Regions from separate parts of the Homo sapiens genome. Here region 2 is linked to region 1. The links are chromatin contacts, found by Hi-C or POLR2A ChIA-PET in ENCODE. All regions are on one chromosome and are shown on one strand. The core of a region is the stretch at or near the end of the contact, and the rest is flanking DNA. Distances in the headings are between cores, read along the strand shown.

Evidence for each region. A loop is a pair of places that touch in the nucleus more often than their neighbours do. ChIA-PET counts read pairs that join two places held with the same protein, here RNA polymerase II (POLR2A). Pooled maps may share reads with other maps.
Region 2: a loop to region 1 is called in a map of heart left ventricle, with 6 times the contacts of the local background. The contact joins the enhancer-like site here to the promoter of ANKDD1A in region 1. A Hi-C loop is called at or near these places in 113 of 168 maps with a recorded cell type or tissue (A673, B cell, CD14-positive monocyte and 64 more), 37 of 37 single-sample maps with no recorded cell type and 48 of 50 pooled maps. POLR2A ChIA-PET finds 5 or more read pairs at or near these places in 14 of 52 experiments (CD4-positive, alpha-beta memory T cell, CD8-positive, alpha-beta T cell, GM12878 and 10 more).

Annotation. Positions count from the first base shown.
Region 1 is chr15:64,909,906-64,913,539 of GRCh38, forward strand. ANKDD1A (ankyrin repeat and death domain containing 1A) reads left to right here and starts at 1,997. Exons shown (of 15, transcript NM_182703.6): 1 at 1,997-2,059. The coding sequence starts at 2,026. RefSeq lists silencers at 1,225-1,519, 1,593-1,642, 1,843-2,022 and an enhancer at 2,209-2,752.
Region 2 is chr15:64,738,180-64,741,822 of GRCh38, forward strand. It overlaps RBPMS2 (RNA binding protein, mRNA processing factor 2), which reads right to left. Exons shown (of 8, transcript NM_194272.3): 7 at 2,994-3,063; 8 at 1,712-2,821. The coding sequence ends at 3,001. Among named protein-coding and RNA genes, the nearest start is that of MIR1272, 23 kb to the right of the region's middle. Within about 2 kb of position 2,157, at least 11 of the 41 ENCODE cell types and tissues checked have a DNase peak (open chromatin) inside an H3K27ac peak, as active enhancers do; they include heart left ventricle, left lung, left ventricle myocardium inferior and 7 more, where a contact is called at or near this core.

The sequences.
Region 1 (3,634 bases), core at 747-3,246:
TATGACAACCTTCAGAGACTTAACTTTGAAACATGTAAATACTTTACATAATTGTAAAGCAAAATTAACATTTAAAAATATCAAAAAACAAAAGCAAAACAAAATAAATAAACCATGCATGTTGAGTTGGTGGCATAACCACATAAAGAACTATTCCAAGTGACTAAAACAGTAACGTGACACTATGCCCCTAGTGGGATGTACATGTGACAAAAGCTTTACAAAAAACATTTAAACTGTTTTCAGGAATAATATCTTTGGCTAGGCGTGGTGGCCAAGCACTTTGGGAGACCTAGGTGGGTAGATCACCTGAGGTCAGGAGTTCGAGGCCAGCCTGGCCAACATGGTGAAACCCCCGTCTCTACTAAAAATACAAAAATCAGCCGCGTGTGGTGGCACACACCTGTAGTCCCAGCTACTTGGGAGGTTTAGGCATGAGAATCGCTTGAACCTGGGAGGCAGAGGTTGCAGTGAGCTGAGATTACGCTACTGCACTCCAGCTTGGGCAACACAGTGAGACTCTGTCTTAAAAAAAAAACAAAAACAAAAAGGGGGGGGTGCGGCGCAGTGGCTCACACCTGTAATCCCAACACTTTGGGAGGCCAAGGTAGGTGGATCACCTGAGGTCAGGAGTTCAACACCAGCCTGACCAACATAGTGAAACCCCATCTCTACTAAAAATACAAAATTATCCAGGTGTGGGGGCGAGTGCCTGTAATCCTAGCTACATGGGAGGCTGAGGCAGGAGAACTGCTTGAACCCAGGAGGCAGAGGTTGCAGTGAGCCGAGATCATACCACTGTACTCCAGCCTGGGCGAAAGAGTGAGACTCTGTCTCAGAAAAAAAAAAATCATATCTTTGATTATTATGTTGGAATTGTTATTTTGAGACCATTTTGAGGGGTTGGCTCAGGGCTCATTAATTGTTAGCTGTTATCATTATGTTATTTTTCAAAGGCCATTCCAAATACCTCCTTCTTCAGGAAGCCTTCTTGAACTATATTCTAAGGACTAATGACTGAAAGATGCTCTTCCTCCTTTGATCCCCAAAGTAGTAGTAACTACACCTATCATGGCTTTGCTGGCTTCTTGCCTTGGGATAGAGATGCCTGAGACCCCATTATCCCTAAATTCAAAGAAGCTGTAAATGCCTTTAAGGCAAAAAGGACATGGACATCCCCCAAGGGTCTGAAGTGCAACCCATTCTGGTGTATTTAATGTGTATCTTTTTGTTTCTATGTGTCTTTGCAAGTCTGTGTTGTTTGATGTAAATGCATTTGTAATATTTTTATTGATATTGTTTCCTAGGTCTTATTTGGTTTGGTTATTTACTTTTTCTGCCTAGCACTAGGTGTTTAAATCCATATTGCCACGAATACAGCGGGTCCCTTGCTTTGAGTGCTGCACAGTTTATCCATCTGCTCTTACAAGAAAGGGCGCTTAGATTGTCTCCAACTCCCAGCAACCACAGCAACACAGCAACCAACATCCTCCTACATGTCCCTTTATGGGCCTGATAAATCTTTCTGAACACTGATAAATCCGACCATCTCTTCATATGCTTGCAGACCTGCTGAGGTTGTGGTCCCTTAAACGCCAGCTCACATCTTTGGGGTTTGACTTTCTGCGCCTGAGGCGGCGGGCCCAAGGCTCAGCCCTCCTCCCCGAGTCCCGAGAGGCGCGAGGAGGATGAGCCTGCCAGATGCCTTGTGCGCATCTATCTCCAGGGCCGGGGAGGCTGGGCGAACTCCCGGGGAGGAGACTGGGTCAGGGACACCTGCGGAACTCGGCGTGGCCCCGACCCGCCGGCCTCGGGCGCGGAGGGGTGGGCAGGTTAAGAGAGCAGGAGGAGGGACCTGCGTCCTGGTCCGGGACTGGGGTGGCCGGGGCAGCTGCGCTCCTAGCAGGCGGGGCGTGGAGTCTGGAGGAGCGACCGCCCCGTCCTCTCGGCTCCCCGGGCCCCGCCCCGGCGGACGCGCGCCTCGCGCCCGGGCACCAGCGCGCGCAGGGGCTGCGGAGCGGCAGGATGCAGGAGGAGCTGGCGTGGGAGACCGACGGCCGTGAGTCTGCCTGGAGGAGGGAGGGGGGCGGGCCGAGGCCGAGAGGACCCCCGCATCCGTTTGGGGAGTGCCAGGGGTGAGGTTGGCGCCCTCCGAACGGCCACCTCCGTGTGGGGCGTCTGTGTGGCTCCGAGCGGAATGGTTACCGGTCCGCGCACTGGGCCGAGGGGACCTTGCCAGTGCGTCTGGGACTCGGGGACCACACCCGCCAGGTGAGCGGGGAGCAGCGGCTGAGAGGTTAGCTACAAATAATAAAGGTAATAGCGATCCTTGACTGCGTGCTGTACTTTGTGTGCCAGGCCTTGACCCAGGAGAGGCACGTCATTTGATCTTCGCTGCGGCCATATGGGTAGGACATTATGTTATCTTCATTTCGCAGATGAGAAACTGAGGCACAGGGTGTTCAAATGAGTTGTTCAAGGTCACACAGCCATTGAGTGGTAGAAGTGCTGAAGGGCCCAGCTCACCCGGAATGCTGGGGCTGGATAGCGAGTGGAGACCGCATCAGATGGGGCACGCACTCAGAGGAGAGGAGCCTGACTGGCCACAGGTGGAATGAGGGCACCTCCGAACCTCCCTCAAGGAGTGCGCCCAGTGCCAGGGCCTCTAGGCCGGGCAGCAGCGTCTGTGTGGGCATCAGCTGGCCTGGGGCAGCTTTGGCTGCACCGTCTGGGAGAGGGGAGAGAAAGATTGTGTCGGTGTCTGCACTGTGAGTCCTTGATCCTGCAGCCCTGGCTGAATCCTGACAGCTGAATCCCGGGGCTTTCCCTCAAAAGCGCATAGTGCAGCTCACTGGATTCCTTTGAGACCTATAGTGTCCAAAATGCTGGCACACTGCATCTACTCAGCTGAGGGATGTGTTGGGGGTGGGAATGCTCAATCAAGATTAGGTACATGGTTCTGCCTGGGGCGGAGGATCACTTGAGTGGGCCTGCGAAGAATGTGTACCAATGGAGCATTGGGGTGTGTGGCAGAGAATTCTGGACAAAGACCCAGCATGGGCAAAGGCTCAGGTAGCTCAGTGGGTATTGGATGTGGCCAGAAAGAGGGTGCCGGATGGGAGGTGGATGGAAGAGATGAGACTGGACTTGATTTCATTCTAACTTAACCTTCTCTGGCCTGACCCTATGCAGTGTCTGCTGGCTTCCCATTGGAACTCCTGGCTGTTTGCCAATACAAACCAGGCCAATCCCCCTAAGCTGCACATAAGATAGAGGGTGCCAGACAGGAAGGGACCTATACAGATCTCTTTCTTCACCCTCCCCCAGTTTTACAATGGAAGAAACAGACCTACAAGGGGGATGTGACTAGCCCAGGATCCTGCTGCTGGAAAGTGGCAGGGAAGGTACTAGAACCCAGGCCTCTGTAAGCTCACATCTGAAGTGGCAGCTCTCTTTGGCTACCAGAATTTGACCCTTTGCCTTGGAGGAATAATAGTGATGATGATGGTGGTGGTGGTGGCGGTGTGGTCATTATGTGCCAGACACTGTGCCAGGGGGTTTTCATATCTCATTTCTAATCATGATATTAACCTTGTAGGGAAGCTCGCACTCCTGTTTTGCAGATGAGGAAACT
Region 2 (3,643 bases), core at 907-3,406, 170 kb before region 1:
GAATCAGGACACAGGTGCTTCTGACCCCAGCCAGGAAGCCCTGATCTACTGAAGGCTCCTTAACCCAAGTTCAGTCTAAACATGACTGCTCACTAAGGCCTTTCTGCAGAGGCCCTACACTGAGAAAAGCCCCCAGTCCAGCTGAGAGTGCCCTCTGGAATGGCTGCAGGGCTCCTCCTTCCCCGGCTCCTCCTCCACTCAGACCCAGGCCTGGGCCCTGCTCGCTAAAGCGTGAAGGAGGCCCCCCAGGGAAGCCGCAGGCGCAGGGGCTTTAAATTATAGAGCAGCTTTCTTAGCCCCTCTCAGAAAGGCCCAGGCACCTTCGCTAAATAATTCACGACCTCAGGAAGACCCACTGGTTCTTGACACAGATGAAGTAGGTCAGCCCTCGGCTTGGCCCTGGGTGGGGGCCATAGGACACAGAGCAGCTTTCCCACCAGCACAGGCAGGGGCTGAAGGCTGGGCGGCCTTGCCAGCTGGTCCGATACTGCAGCGAGGCAAGGGGCACAGCGCGGGAGACGAGTAACCCCGGACTCCTCTGGGCACGAACACAGCCACCCTCTGAGGTCCAGGTAACTCGCCCACAGACACCCAGGGTTACCTGCAGGGCCTGGTCCTGGCCAGGCTCCTCCTCCTCCTCCCTCAGAGCACCTGGGTCGCCAGCTGACGCATTCACCAGCACTGACATCTTAGACCCAAGCCGACCTGTGCAGGACTGGGATTCAGGAGACGGGGTAAGGCGGGGAGCGGTGACCTGAGGTGCAAGTGAGGAAGTGACCAGAGCCAGCCACAGCCACTTTAGTTTTGCTTAGAGCAAGGCTGGAGCAACACCTATTGGGAGGGGGGTTCCGGGGCCTCTGCTGTCCTCCCTTTCCAGGCACGGCTTTGGGTCTGAGGTGCGGTGCGGTGCAGAGCAGCTCTCCCAGGAGTGGATGAAAAAACAAACAGTTAAACCCTGAGTTCAGCACACCAGCCCTCCAGTAAGAGTCTGAAAGGATTTCAAGCAACCTCTTCACAGACAAGGAACCCGAGACCCCAAGTCACAAAAGGTAAGACTGAGGGTCATGACGGGCATCCTGACACCTGGCCCAGGCCAGCCTGGGCTCTTGGCACTGCACAGCTTCCCTGAGCCTCACACCCATTTGCTCCCGCTCCAGGAATCAGAGTTGCAGCCCATAGACTACAGGGTGGATGAGGTTAACCCCTTCTGGGCAAGATTCCAGGTCCTAGCCTTCCCTCCAGCACAGCCTCACAAGAGGCACGCCAAGGACAGACACCACCTGGCAGAGCCCAACAGCCCAAACCTCAGTCCTCTTTTACCAGAGCGAGACTCAAAAAGACCACAGGCCGTAAATGGTTAAGCCGAGTATATCACCGCCTTCCCCCAGGAAGGTCCCACCTGGGGGCCTGCTCTTGGTGTAGGGAGTCTCTCCCTACCCTGACAGCCTGGAAACTGAGGAAGTAAAGCCACAACTGCCAGGCCCTTAGGCAAGTCACTTACCCTGGACTTTGTTTCCCCAGCTTACAAACCAGGGAGGCAGGAGAGGCTAAGTGAGCTCCAAGGTCCTCCCCCACCACCTTTACAGTCACAAGCCAGCTGCCAGCGGGCCAGGCCCACTTCACTTCCTTCCCCCGACTCCACATCTCTCTGGCTCTGCCTTCCCAATGGCAGTCTGCGTCCACGGAAGGGGGAAGCAAAGGCCGAGAGCAGTCATTTTGGTTTTGTTTTATTTTGCATTTCATATATTATCCAGTTTCACATTCTCACAGGATCAGCAATGACAACAGCCGCCTCATCTCCCAAGTCTGAAATGGCCAGACGGTCACAGCTGCGGCTGACAGTAAAGCACTGATATGCTCAAAACAAAAAACATTGCACAGTGTTTCCTTCATTTCATTTTCTTAAACAAATGCCAGACACAAAGGCGTACTGCTGAAGAATGGAAACCCTTTTCTTCTTCATGCCTCAAACTAAACATTAAACTTATCTGACAGGGCGAACGAGGTCGCTTTAATAATTAATGGTACGCACATGAAAAATCCTTTATGATGCATAAATATTTTGTTACACAGGGTACAAAAATACTTCTCACGTTTTGGTTGGTTTCGAGGTTTGGAAAGAATGAGGAGCAGCGGCGGGCGGGGTGCGCTGTGGAGAGGTGAACAGAACGGGCAGAGAGGGCTTTCTTACGACTGTTGGCCCATCCGAGAAGGCAGGAGCGGAGGAGCCCCATGTGAAATGAAAAAGCAAACCCCATCTATCTGTTGGGTGGAGGTGGGAGCTGAGCCTGGAAGCGTGTGGGGCCACGGAACTTGGGCCTCCCTGAAGCGGGGTGGGTGCAGGGGCGGGGCGAGGAGAGAGGGGCAGGCAGGATGAACCACTGGGAGCCAGGACCTGTCGCTATGGTGACAGTGTGAGAACAAACTGTACACTCATATATACAAGTATAAGTGTCTTAATTCATGCCAGAAAACATGCAAAATTAAACACCTCACTTCCTCGAGGGGGAGCTACAGAAGCAAGTTTGGGCGGGAGGTCAGGCCTTGCCAGGTCCCAGTGAGGCCTCCGAGCTGGATCTGGGCGCCCCAGGGAGAAAGTCCCCAAATCCTCCTGGGAGGCATTGGAGAAAGGCTTGAGGGTGCAGAACAAGGTGAGGAAGAGGAGGGAGGGGAACAGGAAGCAGTCCACTGAGTCAGGCTTGGGATTCACAGTCTCTGGAGGGCAGCAGCTCTGTGCAGGCCGCCCGGGGGCAGTGGGAACTCGGGGCGCCTGTCCCGGCACCACCACAGATTACCAGAACCACCTCCCCGGTGACCAGACCTGGAGGGAGGGAGAGAGGCGGCCGTGAGCAGAGGCGTGGGACTAGAGCTAAAGCCAGGCCTGCTCTGGGCTCGGCTAAGCTCTTGAGACCCGGGGCAGAGGGAGGAACTACGGCCCTTCAGGGAGCCGGAGTCTAGGACACTTGTCCTGGGCCTCTGGGGCCAACACTTACTGAAAAACTAACAGAACTGACGGTACTTCCATCCTTGCTGGGTGGTGTCAGAGGAAGGGTACCAGCGCACCTGCAAGAGAAGCCAACGTCAGGAGCCAGCTGTGCATCCCTTCCCTCAACAGGAAGCCAGGTAACCATGGCCATCGGTGTCCCCGCTGGAGTCCTGGTTCTGTCACTGATTGGCTGGCACATTTTGGGCCAGTTACTCACCTTTAAGCATCAGTTTCTCTATCCGGCAAGTGGGAGTGCACTGCCTGATGTGCCTCCTCTGCAGGACACAGGTTCCAGCGAAGGAAAGTCACGCAGGCGTCTCATACCCCAATCAGCCCAATCCAAATGGGCCACTATACTGGTGGGAGCCCTGGCAGCTGGGGGCAGTGGTGCCAGCAACCCGCCCTTCCCCTTTACTGACACAGCACGGAATTCCTAATTCTGTGGAGGAGGAGGAAAAGAATGAGCCTCATACATTTTTGTTTGACTTCTTTGGGTCTCAGTGTTCTCATCTAGCTATAGGACAGAAATGACGAAGTCATATGTGGTTGTGAGGATCAGGTAAGACAGGATGTAAAGATACAGTAAGGCCGGGTGCAGTGGCACACACCTGTAATCCCAACACTTTGGGAAGCTGAGGTGGGAGGATCACATGGGCT